Regions from separate parts of the Homo sapiens genome. Here region 2 is linked to region 1. Evidence: chromatin loops called from intact Hi-C (ENCODE). Cell type or tissue: sigmoid colon. All regions are shown on one strand.

What was found. Peaks named below come from ENCODE experiments on the same cell type or tissue, not always from the same donor. Only the 100,000 strongest peaks of a DNase experiment are listed, where the experiment ranks them.
Region 2: it touches region 1 in a loop (3-fold over the local background); 10 of 110 quality-filtered maps call a loop at or near these places.

What each region holds. Positions count from the first base shown.
Region 1 is chr3:123,649,430-123,657,429 of GRCh38, forward strand. MYLK (myosin light chain kinase) reads right to left here. Exons shown (of 34, transcript NM_053025.4): 24 at 7,697-7,999. It overlaps LOC124909421 (a long non-coding RNA gene), which reads left to right. Exons shown (of 2, transcript XR_007096038.1): 1 at 1-696. Among named protein-coding and RNA genes, the nearest start is that of MYLK-AS2, 36 kb to the right of the region's middle. RefSeq lists enhancers at 153-654, 655-1,154, 4,283-4,783. In sigmoid colon, a CTCF peak has its summit at 3,080 (motif pointing right); DNase peaks (open chromatin) are centred at 852, 2,202, 3,132, 4,092 and 1 weaker place; H3K27ac peaks cover 2,866 bases.
Region 2 is chr3:123,877,548-123,885,547 of GRCh38, forward strand. It overlaps MYLK (myosin light chain kinase), which reads right to left and starts at 6,785. Exons shown (of 34, transcript NM_053025.4): 1 at 6,659-6,785. It also overlaps a transcript of CCDC14 not described here. RefSeq lists a silencer at 6,665-6,824. In sigmoid colon, a CTCF peak has its summit at 3,816 (motif pointing left); a DNase peak (open chromatin) is centred at 6,984; H3K4me3 peaks cover 1,494 bases.

The DNA of each region.
Region 1 (8,000 bases):
CTCCCCTCTGTCCCATCCTCTCTAGCCTCATGGTCCCCAGATATACCCTTCTCCACATCTCATCCAACCCTTTCTGACTTTCAGAACCTACACACAACTGTGACAGTCTCTTTCTGCCCTGGCTCAAAAGTCAGCAACTTATAACTGCTTCTAGTGTCAAATCCATGTAGCCATTCATTGAACATTGTTGACGGCATCCCAGCACTGGACCAAGCATCTTGAATGCCAGTTATTGTGGGCATTCAAAACATATTACACAGAAGGCATGGTCTCTCCTTTCTTATAGCTTATAATTTAGTTCAAGAGGCAAAAACATATATACTTGAAGTAACAATTTACAAAGTGTACCATAATCACGCACATATCACCATGGTTCAAAGTGAATACACAACAGAGGAGGGTGACACAAAATGGTGCAATTGTAAGTGAGAGCAATTATTCTTAGAAGAAATAGCCTTTGAGTTGCGTCTTACAGGAAATGATGGAATACAATGAAGGCGTGAGTGATGTCACACAAATGAAACCAATAGGTATTTGTGAGGCAGGGCAGGGAGGGACACAGTCATGCCAGCTGCTCCCATGGCCGTGTCAGGAGTGAACAGGGTCCGGGGAACAGGAGGGGTTCCCCGGAACAGGGGGGCATCCAGCACAGCACGCCCACTTCAGAGCTCCAGGCCTTCCTTTGCCTCGATACAGGTTTGTTTGTTGACAATCGAGCCACTCTGGCTTCCTGACCTTGGCTGATTGCCTTTCCCTTCCTGGGCCTTGGTTTCCCCATCTGTAAGAGGAAGGGTTGCACCTGATGTCTCTGGCCCTGGCTAGCTCTGGATGCCACGCTTCGTCATGTGCTGTGTGTTCCTCAGCCATCGTCTGGGCTGCGTCCTGGCTGACAGCTGGACAATGAATGGGAGGTTTCCCAAGGAAGCAAAACAAAGACAGGAGAGAAAGCATAGAGGGAGGAAAAGGATTTTTAAAGTGTGAGTGTGTGTGTATGTGTGTGTGTGTGAGAGAGAGTGGGCATATGAGTGTGAGTGCGGGTGTACCGGTGTGAGTGTGAGTGTGAGTGTGTTTAGAGTTCTTAAAATGCTGCTGACAAAGCTTAGTTTTTTTAAAAAAAGACTAAAACTAAACATGAATGGGATTGGAAAGTATATTTTATCACAGAAAGGAAGCTGCCATGGAAAAATAAAAAAGGATGAGATAGACAGGGACACCCAGATAGTCTAGCTGAAGTATCAGAGGTGGGTTTCACGGTTACTGTCGGGATGTGGGCCTAACTGGTCAATATTCCTAAATCCACATGTTGGAGAGTTAAGAGTGGCATTGTCCAATTCACAGGTGGAAAGGATGACCTGAGAGCAATGCAACTAGAAGCCAGGAATGGAGTTAGTGTTCAGGAGAATCTGATCATTCTACCTTTTAGGGTGGTGAACCCTAAAGTCCATAGTTAATACCCAAGACAGAAACAGCAGCTCCTCAATCTACTGCTTGGGCTGTCAGATGCTGTCACAGGGCAAAGTGTGCATGGGCCCCAAACAGGGGTGAGTACTGGGTAGCTGTTGAGAGCGCCCTGGGTGCCTGCCCTGGAGCTCTGGCTGTCGGCAGTCCAAAAGCCACAATGGAGCTGGAGGTGGCAAGCAAGACCACTGAAGGGAAGGGCTATGTCTTAATCAGAAAAGGTGAGGCCTCTGAGGTTGGGAAAGAAGTCTAAAATGGACATGACTTTAAAGAGAATCACACAATCGCCAAGGATGAGATGAGAGTTTCAGACTTTTCATCAACTCATGACTACTGCATCTTGGGGGAACCATTTAGTGTTCTACCTCACGTAGGAGGAAGGCTGGAGGGATATGGAACTCACACATGAGAAGTACCACTAGAATAATAAGTATGTTCAATAGACATTTAGGTTAGTTCAGTGATGATATTATAAACAGGGTTTTAAGAGAAGCAACAATATTGGAGTCAATGAGTGATGGGACACCAGGTGGACCAGTCACTGGACTAGGTCTTCGACACAGAATCATCCTATTTACTGTCAGGGAGGCCCCTGTCTTGACCTGTGGTGCTGCTGCCTGATATAGTGGTTCACCAGTTGAGTCATCCTTTATTTCTTGTTCCTGTGCCACATTTTCCCGGCGTGGCATGGAGACCAGTGTATTCCAAGCAGCAGAGTGAGAGGGAAAGGAGAGGGCAGCTTTCCTGGCCTGGTGTCAGGAGAAGCAGTCTTGCCAATGGCCCGGCAGCAGGAGGCTTTCCCTGCGTGCCTTGAAGGGGGCATCCAGTCCTAGAGCTGGCCCCTGCCTGTCACTGTGAGTCCAGGTAGACAGCCACAGGGCCAGCCTCTGGCCTCACTCATGAGCCCACATCCATGCCTCACCTTCGCCTCTCACCCCAGAGGTCTGTGGCAGATCTGATTCTCATGCTAATGCTCTGGGGGAAGGACCTAGATCATTCTCAAGGAATTCCAGCCCCTCTTTCTAGTGCACTGTGTTCCTTTATGCTGCAGGAAACTCGGATCAAGAGTCCGGACTAAGCAGGGAGCAGTGGCAAGTGCCTGTAGTCCCAGCTATTCGGGAGGCTGAGGCGGGAGGAATGCTTGCGTCTAGGAGTTCAAATCCAGCCTGTGCAACAGAGTGAGACCCGATCTCTTTAAAAAAGAGAAAGATTCCAGGCTGCTACATCCCCTTCTGCTTTTCCCTTCTTGTCCTGCCTCTCTTCTATTTGACCACAAGGGGAGGAGTGAGAGAGAAGTAGAGGAAAGACCACAGTTCAATTAGCAGAGCTCTTGGTGCATAAAGGGTTGTTGAGAAAGGTGAACTGGTTTCCATCTTTCCACTAGGGAAGGGTCTTCCACTGAACTTAAAAAAAAAAAAAATCTGTTCAGAATGAGCTATGAGATCCATGAGCTAAGTGGAAGGCTATTTGGAAGATGGTTCTGAGATATTTCTGCAAACAGATGAGAGTCTCGTTACCCTGGAGTGTTTGGGAGAGGATCAGCTGAGTGCTCAGGACCCTCACATGGCACAAGTCCAGTCAGTCCCCTGGACAGAGAATTGTCCCTTCCTGCAGCCAAGGACTGTTGCACACCCAGAGAACACTAGAGGGCACCCCCGCCCCGGAGACGGCCTCTGAGGCCAGGGCGTAGCTGCAGCCTGGGATGGGAGCGGTACAGGCTTTATATCTCGAACTGTCCTGGGGGTTGCAAGGAGGCTCCAGTTCTGCAAGAAGCCTCAGTCACAGTAGCTGTTTTGCTAACAATTATACAGACTAGAACAAATTAGGGTAAGGAGCAGGGATGGAGTGGATTTGAGTGACAGCAGGATTTGAGGAGGAGTACAGTTCAAGACCTGGCTGGGCTGGGAGGGAGCGGGGCTGTGGTAAGGTTCTGGCTCTGTGCACTTGGGTTTGGGAGTACATTGTCAGTTCAGGGACCCTAGTCTTAGGAGTGGCTCTGGCATAGAGAAGCCACTGGAGCTCCACGGGGAACCCATGCTTTGTCCCCCAGTGTATCCCCAGTGCCCATGGCAGTGCCTAGAACACAGGAGGGGCACAGAACACATGGTGAGTGGATGTGGGATGAGGGCTAGGGTACCAACAGGGATGCAAATGAGGCATGAGAATGAAGTAGAAGAGCGAGAGGCAGGAGTGGCAGTGGCTGTGGTGGTAGTGGTGAAGGTCAGAGCCAACATTAGCCGGGCTTCATGGAGTGTGGGTTAATCAGCACTGCCTTTTTAATATGATCCCACCCCATCTGCTCCACAGAAATGACCTACAATGACCTGTCACTTGATCCCACCTCTCTGCCAACACACACACACACACGTGCGTGAACACACACGCCACTTCCCTGAGAGCCATTTCCCTCTTCAGCAGAGGGATGGCCTATGAAGCTTTATAACTAACAAGCATCTGAGCAGACCGTGGAGGACTTTTGCCTGGAATCCCCTCAACCAGAGTCCTCTGCCCTGAGGCCTAACACTTGCCAACTGTTCTGCCCTCTTCCTCCTCCCCCTTGGTAATCCAGCCAGCCTCAGCTGGGGAGTAGCTTCCTGTCTGGAAGCCCTGGGTGGACTGGACTCCTCCTCTGGATTTCAAGTGATTTCAACATTGCCCTTTGTCTATTCCCAGCTGGGAGGGGTGGCAGCAGGGGAGGGGAGTCTGAAGGCCCAGAGAGGGTTCAGCGGGCTGATGGCAGGGAACAAGGGAGAGGCCACTTGCCCCAGACAGGCAGTCACAGCTCTTCCTCCTGGCAGAGTCTCCACACAGCCCTGGGAGCAGCTGTCCTAGACCCCTGGGGGCCACACCTTGTAGCTCCCGTGGCCTCTGGTCCTGCTGCCTGGGGTTAGTCGGGGATTCTCCAGTCTCTCCCTCTTTACACCATAGCACAGACCTGGATGATTTCCTTTCCAGCCAATGAACATCTTCACACTGCAATCTTACTCCTTTTCCTGTCACTTTTCCAAGTAACATCCTAACACCACAGACTGGAACTTGATTGCCCCCCTGGGACCCACACTCTATGCAGCCCCCACTCTGCTCATTTCAGAGGGATGTTGTGTGTGTGTGTGTGTGTGTGTGTGTGTGTGTGTGTGTGTGTAAGAAGACAGTGATGGCAGTTTTGTTACTCAGTGTCCCCTGACAGACATTTGGGAGTGGCTAGTGGTTGGGATCCCTGCGAAAGCTGTCCCAGGAGCAGGCATCACGTCTCCGTGACTTGCACCATAGCTCTCAAGGAGACCTGCTCTATGCATATTGACATGGCTCAACGGGTAAAGGCCGCCTGACACACAGCTGCTAGCATAAAATTGTAAAGTTGGTATGTTTCCCATTGGTACCCTAACTTTCTTTCTTTCTGGAGCCCTTGTTTAATTGAAAGTAAAATTTTAATACCTATTTTGTACCTAATTTTCAATTTTTTTTTCAAAACTAAACAGGGTCATTGAATCAGATGACAGTTTCCATACTCACGATGGCTCTAGCTCCCTGGTGATGCCAGGCCTGCTCGCTTTCTCGCTTTCTGAGCTTTGCTCAGGTTCACTATTTGCCTCACTTGATTTCTAATTCCTTGTAATTAGAAGAAGTCAAATACATTCTCACCTACTGATCAGTTTTGGTTTTCAAGTGACATTCTGCATGTGGAGCTCAGTCTCCTTTGATACTTGAGTCTTCTACCATCTGCCTCACAACTCTACATTCTCCTGTCTCCAAGAGCTCTCTTCCCTTGATGTCCCTCCACCTTCTCCTAACCCCCAACTTTTTCTTATCCTATATTCTTTAATTCTTTTTTTTTTTTTTTTTTTTTGAGACGGAGTCTCACTGTGTCACCCAGGCTGGAGTTCAGTGGTGCAATCTTGGCTCACTACAACCTCTGCCTCCTGGGTTCAAGCGATCCTCCTGCCTCAACCTCCTGAGTAGCTGGGACCACAGGCGCATGCCACCATGCCCAGCTAATTTTTTGTACTTTTAGTAGAGATGGGGTTTTGCCATGTTGCCCAGGCTACTCTTGAACTCCTGAGCTCAGGCGATCCACCCGCTTCAGCCTCCCAAATTGCTGGGATTACAGGTGTGAGCCACCACGCCCGGCCTCTTATCCTAAATTTACAATGTCCTTTTCCTGTTCTTCACATAAAACTTCTTGAAATAATATTCCATGCTTCTGGCCTCTCTTTCTTCCATTTATTCCTTAACCAGGGCAACCATCTTTTCACTCAGTGGAAACTCTACAGACTTGGATCACAAAGATCACTACCAACCAAAGGACTAAATCCAAAGACCCTCTGAGTCCTCATCTCCTTCATTTTTATTTAGCATTGGATGCAGTTTATGAAGCCCTCTTTGCACCTTCTCCCTCCCCTGTTTCTTTGAGACTCCAGCCTCCTCTTGGTTCTCTCCCCTCTCAGTCCTTTCTCCTGGTACTGCAAGTTCCTTCTTTATGGTGTTGGTATTGACTTTCTCTACCACACTCTCTGTAACCTTATCAATGCCCATGGTTGCAATTATTAATTAAATAGTGAAGACTTCCAAGCCTGCCACACTAGCTTAAACCTTTCTCCTGGGCTCTAGACCCAACAGTCTTAGGATACCTTCCCTCGGCTAGCCCTTAGATGCCTCAACTCAGCAGGGCTGAAACCGCAGCTCCCCTCTCCTCCCAGACTGTTATGTAACCTCCAAGTTACTCAAGTCAGGAACCTGGAAGACAGCCTGACCTCTTCCCTCAGTCTAACCAAAGGAGCACAAGCTTCAGGCCAGACAGCTCTGAGTTCAAGCATCAGTTCACCAATTACAAGCTCTGTGACTTTGGGCAAGTAGCTTCTCCCCTCTAAATCTCATTTCTCCTATCTGTAAAATGAGGGTAATAACAGTATCTGCTTCATTGGGCTATTGGGATTGGATGAAATGATGCATATAAAGTGATTAACACATCGTAAGCTTAGAGTAAGTGCTCAATACATGTTAGCCATGGTGAATTATAACAATAAACCTCTAGCTGGCTCTTGAATTTGTGTTCAGTTACCCCAGCCAGGAACTGTAAGTCATCTTAGAATCTTCCAGTTCTCTTCCTCAACTCACTATGCAAAAAGTCATCAAGTATGGTCACTTCTACCTCCTGAGGCTTGAAGTTCGTGCCCTTTCCATCCCTCCCCTGGACTGTCATCCCAGAGGCCCATCTGATATGGCTGACTGCAGTCTCATCTCCTCTGACCCACCCACCACTCCAGTGCTTCTCAAATGTTCGTGTGCATCTGAATCCCCAAGGAGTGGATCATTTTCAGTCAAGGCCCAGAAGGGCCTGGGGGAGTCTGCTTGCTAAGAAGCTCCCAGGATGCCAAGGCTGCTGGTCCACAACTGCACTGTGAATAGCAAATCCCTGCTTTTTCCCTAGTTCTCTGAAAACCAGCTCTAATCGTCTCGATCCCCTGCCTGAGAATCTTTGATGAACTTCACAACTTTACCTAAAATGCCCTTTTAGTCTTACTTCCTCCTGTTCTGTCTCACACAACATATGCCTTGGCCACACACGAGCATCTGAAAATGTCACACACTGCCATGGCTTTGTAACCTTTGCTCATGCTGTTTCCTCTTGTAGAGTGCCTTTCCTTATCTTCCCTGCCTTTTAGAATCCTATCCCTTTTTCCAAGACTCAGACTAAGTGTCACCTTCTCCAGAAAGCCTTCCTTGGTCTCCATGGAAAAATGCTCCATGCATTTTGTTATGTCCCCTTGGTTCTTTTTTTACCCAGCTATAATAGGATGCATCCCTTCTCATTATAGTTAGCCATACACACCTCTCTTCCTCTAGATTTTAAGCTCCATGTCTTATCTTTGTGTTCCAAGAATCTGACACCAAGTAGACACTCAAATATGGATACAAGAGGAGAAGAGAAGGGGTGGAGGGTGGAAGAGGAACATGAGGCCGCTTGAACTCCTATGCTCCTGAGTAACATACCATCACCCCCTGGTGGCAGCATGCCAAAATTGCTGGTTCAATGTTTTTTGAAATGTCCTAAGTATTAATACTTTTTTTGAAGAATGGCTCAACATCACTGTCTTGGAAACCAAGACCCCAAAAGACCCTGCCAGTCATCATTAATGTTTCCTCAGTTCCTTTTCACCCCTTTCAGTACAGTCTTTACATACACAAGGTCAGTCACGCACATTTGTTTCAAGCCACTGATGAAGTGATGGCAGCCTACCTTCAGGTTTCTCTCCTACCGTTGTGAGTTCAGACTCCTGGCTTGGCTCACTGGTTCCATACACGTTGATTGCACGTACACGGAACTTATATTCGTGGTCAGGCAGCAGGTCCTGGACGTTGAAAGAGGTGCTGCGGCATGTGGCTAGTTCCTTCCACGTCTTGTTGGCTGAGTCCCAGATCTCGATGCTGTAGGACTGTACAGCACTGCCCCCATCATATGAGGAGCCATACCAGGACAGGGTCAGTGAGGAGCTCCGAATGTCAGAGGCACAAGGTGTGCCAGCTGGGGGGTCTGGCTTATC
Region 2 (8,000 bases), 230 kb after region 1:
AAGAAGCCTGAGAACTCCCTAAAACATACTATTGGGTAACATCAGTAGCAACTGCGTTGATTGTATCATGTATACCATGAGTGACTATTGGAAAGGCAGGAGCTTTTGATAGTAATCAGAGGCAGGTTGCAAGATAAGAACTGTTCCTCCAGGCACGTTCTAAAGCCACCTGCTGCTTCCTCATGAACATACTCGTTTCCACAAGATCAGCAACCAAGTGATTACGAAAATGATCACCCTGTTGACACTAATAGGAAAATACCAAATGGAAATTTAACTTGGACAATGGGGAAGTTTAGGAATACATCTGCTTGAGTCATGTTCTGTGAATGGACTCAGTACTTGGCTGGAAAGATGCATAAAGCTCAGGAGAAAAGTTAGAATGAAGTATACCTAGCCCTACAGAAGACATAACTGAAGAAGTGAGGTGAATGAGTGGAAAGTGCCTTCTCATGGAGTGGCACACAGCAAATCCCTTAGAATCTTCTCTGAGCACCTCCATTTACCCCATTAGCCAGTCCTTCCACCCAGATGTACTGAGCACCTGTGGTGTGTCAGGCACCAGGCTATGAGTAAGGATACAAGATGAACCACAGCTGGTGACCTCCAGGAGCACAGTGCCTAGCAGGACACTACCCTTACGACCACAGCACAAGCACAGGTTGCCAAGCACGTGTTCATCTGCCTACAGCCTCATCAGATGAGTAGAGAAGGGCTTCTCTGTCCATTTAAAGGTGCACAATCTGAGACCTGGAGATACCACGTCACATAGCAGAAGACAGTGCTGAAGCTAGCCCCCAAACCCGGGGCATCTTCCTGGTGTTTCCCACAGCCTCAGATGACATTCCATGTAGTCTGACCCCAGGAAAGGGGAACAGCACTCGGTATCCAGGGGCCCTGAAGCAGACAGATGGCAGTGATCACAGGCCAGATAAAGGTAGGACATTCACTCCTGCTCCCCATTGGACCCTCAGACTAAAGAGGACAGCCTTAAAGGACTCTAGAGAAGCAGGTGGGCAGATGAGGGAACCAATGTGTATCCATTCTTCCTGCCTATGTCAGGCCGTTCACCTTCCTATGCCATCACCATCCTCCACCAGGATAGGTAGTGATGAGAACTCTGGCTGATGCTGGCTCTACTACTTGGATTTTTTTTTTAGACGAAGTCTTGCTCTTGTTGCCTAGGCTGGAGTGCAGTGGTATGATCTCAGCTCACTGCAACCTCTGCTCCTGGGTTCAAGTGATTCTCTTGCCCCAGCCTCCCGAGTAGCTGGGATTACAGGAGGCTGCCATCACACCTGGATAATTTTGGGATTTTTAGTAGAGATGGGGTTTCACCACGTTGGTCAGGCTGGTCCTGAACCCTGACCTCAGGTGATCCACCCGCCTTGGCCTCCCAAAGTGCTGGGATTACAAGCGTGAACCACGGTGCCCAGCCACCACTTGGCATCTTAGGCCAGAGTTTCCTCTTCAGTCCAATGCAAAGGTCAAGTGGACCTGACCCTTAGTCCTAACACCCTGTGATTCCAGAACTAGGAAGTGAGCTACAATATATGAGGCATGAAAAGAGAACACAAAGCCCCAGAAACCCAAAAGTCTTCTACGGGCCTCTGGGCTTTCACTCTGGCCACCCAATTGCCTCTTAATATTTTTGATCGAGTATAAAATAAAACAATTTCAGATGTTTCAGAAATATTATTGGCAGCAGAGGGAAAACAAGGCCAGAATGAAAACCACCCCCAAAATAAACCTCAGGACAAGCACACCTGCATGTTTGGGAGTGCGCTGCAAGGTCAAAGGTGTTGTGCCAGGGCCCAGCAAGGAAGGAGCTAACAGCCTTCAGACACCGGAGCCAAATGTTCCTGCCTTCCTCTCTCCTGGCAAATGCTTACCCTCCCTTCCTCCTCTCCATTTTTGAGGCCTTCCTGCATCACTCTAGCCCCTGAATTTCTTGTCATCCTTTAATTCTGTTAATGAAACTTGGAAATTGCATGTTGTCCCTGTTTTCTAATTACCTATGTGTTAGCTCTCTTGCTACCCACCCAGAGTCTCTTAGCATAGACACATTACCTTTGTTTTTTGTTGTTGTTGTTTGTTTGTTTCTTGAGACGGGGTCTCACACTGTCGCCTGGGCTGGAGTGCAGTGGCGCCATCTTGGCTCACTGCAAGCTCCGCCTCCTGGGTTCATGCCATTCTCCTGCCTCAGCCTCCCGAGTTGCTGGGACTACAGCCGAGTAGCTGGGACTACAGACGCCCGCCACCACACCTGGCTAATTTTTTGTATTTTTAGTAGAGACGGGGTTTCACCGCGTTAGCCAGGATGGTCTCAATCTCCTCACCTTGTGATCCACCTGCCTTGGCCTCCCAAAGTGCTGGGATTACAGGCGTGAGCCACCGTGCCTGGCCCACATTTACCTTTGTTTTATAAGCCTCTACAGAGCTCAATAGAAAGTAGACATCATTAGTGTCTGCTGGTTGATTTACAAGTCATTATATAGACCTGGAGAACACTGCCCGGTATATATAATAAAAGCTATTCTTTGTTTTGTGCCTATTTATATTCCTATATTCATTTAATTTTTATAACCGCCCTCATTGTCAGATGACAAAACTCAAGTCAGCTCACAGAGGTTAAAACCCATGCCCAAGAACACCCAGCCAGTAAGTGAATGGGATGGAACTGAACCCAAGTTTAACACCAAAGATCACATTCTGCCTGGCTGCCTCCTCCTGCCAGAAACCTGAATGAGACCTACTATACATCAGAAATCCTCATCTCTGAAAACAAGAAAGGTAAACAGCATCCTCAACTATAAAAGCCCCAAGTTGCAGGTGTTCGGTTCCCCCAAAGATTATGAGAAATAACCCATAAGGTCCTGGATTAACAAATTAGCATCAGATCTGAGCGCCCAGAGCCAAGGGAAAAAAAATCAAGAAGCAGGTCTGAAAGAAAAGGAAATCCTCTCCTCATCCCTTTTCTTTTGTCTCCAAAGGGGCTTTCTGTCTCCAGAGGGCTCTGCACTGAAGACCCAGGGAAGGAGAGGAGCAGAGGGTGGAAGGGGGGCAAGGAAGTACCAACAGAGGGGGGATGGGGACAACGTGGGAAATCTAAGAAGCTGGATCTACACAAAAATTTCCACAGCTCCCTAGTGGGGTGCCCATTCACCCTCAGACACTGAAGTACAGTGAGCAGGAGGGCAGGGAAAAGAAGGTGGTGGGAGCATCTGGAAACACAGCCTTACCTTCCAGCCCATGAGGCAGCAACTGTTGCTGGCTCTCCTCCTGCCCCAGCTGACTGGGCTGGCTGTCAGTAAATTTCATGGGGGCTGCAGCCCTCACACACCAGGTGCATGCAACAAGGAGGAGGGATGCACCTGTTGGCCCGCAGTGCAAATACGGAGGTCCACCCACCTTGAGTTTGTGAGGGGAATGCATTTGCTCAACCTGTTGGCATCAAACGAATGGAAAAGTGTGCAGCCAAAACTCAAGGAAGAATAAAGAGAATCCATCTGCAGAATGGTGCAGGTGGGAGAGGGGCGTGGCTTGTATGGGCACTGCTTCCCCGCACAACCATGTCTGCCTGCTTGTAAGGTAGGAGGCTGGGGGAGCACAGGGAAGAGATAGAAGTCACATGGCATAGGAGCTCATCACAGTGACATCGTTCTGTCCCACTCTGGCTCACTGCTGGACGGTTCCTTGATTCTGAGCACTCAGGCCACCCAATAGACCCTGCTCAGGCCTAAGCATCCACATGGACATTTTCCATGCAAATGGCCCTGCCTCATGTCCTCTGCATGCACCCTCTGCTGGCCAAGTTGAGCGAGGACATTGTCTTTTGTTGGGAAAGGATACTTTTTAAGTGTTGTTTCTAAATTTTACTACATTTGCTGAAAAGACAGGACAGGAAGCTTTTAAGAATGAACAATCTCCCAGCCTGTGTGGGTTGGTTTGAGCTGTGAGAGGTGCAGCTGGGCTTCCAAGTAGGCTTATATTTCCAGACTCCCAAGTATTGTTCTCAGAAAGATACTAAATAAGACACCCCATACTCATGGGACACTGTACCCATGTCCCCAAGCAAGGCTGCATTCTGAAACCCCCACCCCACCTTATGAACTTCCTAAAAGACAGACAAGCCAACTAGTTGTGTTTCAAACTCTAGGCTCATCTTATATTTTGAGGATAAAAGCAAGGGGTCATTCTCAAAGACACTGAGTATATGGTGACCCCAGCGCATTCACAATCTATGCCTCTGAGACCAGCAAAGATCTCCCTAGCCAGAGACCCAGAACCTTTCCCCACCCTTGGAACTCAAAGGCCTCTCCCCTCTGCACCATCTGGGTCACCTCCTTCTCTGACAAGCCTTCTCAGCAGATTACCCCCGCCACCTGCCAGCCAGGAGCCCCTCCTCTGCAGTGACTGTAGCTGTCTGTCTACCATTTTCAGGCAGCAGGTGGGGCCACCTGGCCTTACCAGTTAGCCTAGGAATGTTCCAAGGCCTAGTCTGCTCTGCATATGTTTTCTAAGATCTGGCCCCTGGGGAAGCAGCCCCTGATGAAGGGGTGAGCAAACCTCACACAAACAGCAACTACTCTGGCTGGGTGCAGTGGCTCATGCCTGTAACCCAGCACTTTGGGAGGCAGAGGTGGGCGATCACTTGAGCCCATTAGACTAGTATGGACAACATGGTAGGACCCCATCTCTACAAAAAATCCAAAAAACTAGCCAGGTGTGGTGGCACACACCTGTAGTCCCTGCTACTCAGGAGGCTGAGGTGGAGGATTCCTTGAGCCTGGTAGGTCAAGGTTGCAGTGAGCTGAGATCACGCCACTGTACTCCAGCCTGGGCAACAGAGCCAGACCCTGTCTCAAAATAAAAAATAAAAATAAAAATAAGACAAGGAAACATCTACAATGCTGCAGCTACCCTCCTCCTCAGCTAGCCAGTTATTACACAAAAGAAACTGAACATGGGAGATAAACCAGCATAAATGCTTCCCCACTGTGGGGTGGTTCTCCAAGCTCATGCTTAGCTGCAAATGAGGTCCAGCATCCTTTGTATCATCAGTGAACAATGAGACAGACCTGCACATCTTGGCAAAAAAAGCTCTTGTGCATGTCCCCAGAGTACCCGCTACCCAATCCAGCATCCAGAGTCCAACCACTCCGGACCCAGGACCAACTGCTCAGGTTCCTCCCAGACCCAAGGCTCCTGGCCCACTGAGAGTGGGAGAAAAAGGGGTAACCTCACTCTGGGCAGGAAGGAAAATTCCATGCTGCCCTAGAGCACTGTGGTGCCAGCAGCATCATCCTCCACAGTCCCACAGTGTGCAGGCGGGGAAGAGACTAAGAGAATCACGGAAGAGAGAAGGAGGTCAAGAATTTAAGAGAAAAGAAAACAGTTCTATTAGAACCCTAAATGCCTTGTAGGAACCTAGTAAAGTCACCAGATGCACCTACACTTCTCCCAGAGACTTGCATTGTTGATTCCTGATTCTTTGAAGTGTGGGCGGGGTTCCCCAAATGGTCCTCCTAAGCCCACCATCTGGAAATAATTTATTGATAAGTGCATTTTGACAAAAAGTATTCCATTCAGGTGGAGAAGAACACAGCCTCTCTTGGAAGGGGGATGCAGCTCCAGGGCAGGCTCTCAAAGGCTGTGGGGTGGGCGGGTCATTGCATATACTCTGGTCTTTGCACTTGGGGAGAGGAGGGATGGTAAAAACCAACGGCCTGAGGTCTGGCATCATGCCCACTGCCCAGGTGTTTCCCTACACCCACCCAGCTCCCTGAATCACAACAGCTAATTTTACTCCCTCTAGACTCTAGTAGAGCTGGGTCTTCTCCTTCTGGCTACGAAATAGAAAGTGCCCCGCACCCCAACACACACACCCCAATCTAAAAAAAATATATATCCTTGAAACCATTTCCCCATCAGCCCATCTTCACATCTGCAATGCCACTCCTAGAAATTCAGTCCTTTGGGTCTTGAAGGGTTTTAGTTCCATAAGTTCCAGGGAGGGGTCTACCTCAACCATTGACAACTCACATCTCCTGAGAAGTTTATCCAAAACTTTCCAACTGCAATCATCGGCGAACAAGGTCCCTCAACAATGGGACCCCAGTTAACGCGAAGGAGGCAGAGCGAGGTAAGGAGCTTAAATGAGGAGTATGGAGTAGGAACAAGTCTGCAAAGCCCGCGCCCCAGCTTCGCCTGGGATGGCCAGGTCTGGCACTCGCGGGCCGCCTTCCCCGCCCTACCTTCCCGGAATCACATTTGGGCTGGAAGGACCTTCACGTGGCACCCCCTTCCCAGAGGCCGTCACCGAGTCCTCTAGCGAGGGTCTGGGAGCTGGGAGAAGGGTCCGCTTCTCCTCCGCCCCTCAAATCAAAGGCACCCCCTTCGGATGATTCCTAGAAAGGCAATCGCATCAGTGTCCCCAAGCACTTCATCTCCCCAAAAGAAAACTCGTGCAGCCTGGCGTCACTGGGGTCGTCTCCTTACGCCCCTGACTCCTCGCCGCACCCCGGGGCCCCTCTCCATTAGGGGAGTCGGGAGGCACAGACGGTGGGGGTCCCAGCCCCCACCCAGAACTCCCACCCTCGGAGCCTTGACTTCCAGGGCCCGCGCCTGGACAAAAGCATGGGGCGGGCTCACTCACCCGCGCGGCGAAGGCGGCCCGGGAGCCGGGGCACCGGCGCTCGGCGGGGCGCCCCGGCCGCAGGCGCACAGCGCGGGCTCCGAGCTCGCTCAGCGCCCTGCTGCCGACCGGGCGGCGCGGGGAGCCCGCGAGGCGCGTCCGGGACTGGGCAGGGCGGGGCGGGGCGGGGCGGGGCGGGGGTGAGCGAACCGGCGAGAGAGAGAGCAAGTGGGAGAGCGGAGAGCGGACGCGCGCTGAGGAGAGCGAGTGAGAGCGCGGCGCTACGGGGTCAGGACTCAAACCACCCGCTCCAGCCCCCATGCACTGATTTGCATGACATTTGCATAGCGCTCGGGGAGTGGACCTGCTGCCCTTCCCGCCACGCCCACCCGCCTTCTGCCTCGGAGTCCGGAGCGGAGAATCCGCAGCCAAACCTAGCGCCAGACCCGGGCCCCCCTCGCACTTATCCTGCACCGCCCCAGTTAACTCCTCGCAGGCGGCGGTCAGCGGGCTGGTACTGTCTTGGTGCGTGTCTTAGTCCTACACTGGGAGACCTAGGCCTTAGGTCGGGGTCTGATGCTAGCTTCGTGAGCGTGCATGAGACACTGGCTGCCTCTGGGCCTCAGTTTTCTAATCTGTAAAATGAAGATGTCAGCGGAACCATGGGGCTAAAGTTTTAGTGCTGGAAGGTTGTCTATGTAGTTTTTTTCAGACATCCTCCAGTGGTGCAACTCAGCCCCATGGTTCCTCTGACATCCTCCCTTTGTGTGTGTTAAGAATCTCTCATTGGTTTGGAAGATACCTACAAAGTTCTTTAAATTAAAAAAGGGGAAAGGGGAGGGGGGGGAGGGGAGGGGGAGGAGGTGTTTCTGGTTTTGGCTTGCTTTATATTTAGTTTGCACCCAATATGAAATATTTTATAGCTTCTGATCTCTTCACTTGGACCTTCTTTTGTTTTTTTTAAAAAAACTGTTTACTGCAGGTTAAGGAGTGTTTTTAAAAATTTTTTAATTGTAAAATAAAACATAAATACAGAAAACCACAAAAAACAAATATATAGATATATAGACTAGTGAATTATTATAAAGGGAACATCCTTGTAATCACCACCTGGATCAAGAAATAGAACTCTGCCAGCCACCCCAGGAGCCTCTCCATGTGCCCTACCTCAATGACAACCCCCTTTCTCCCTCCTCCCAAAAGTAACCACTAACCTGACTTTCATGTAGTCACTTCTGCTGCTTTTGTTTTTCTTGGTATCTTCCAAGGGTGCACCTTACCCCTCCCCCCACTCTTTTTTTTTTTAATTTGATTTGCCTTTTCAGTCTTTTCCTTACAATTATTTGTTAAATAACTTAAGCCC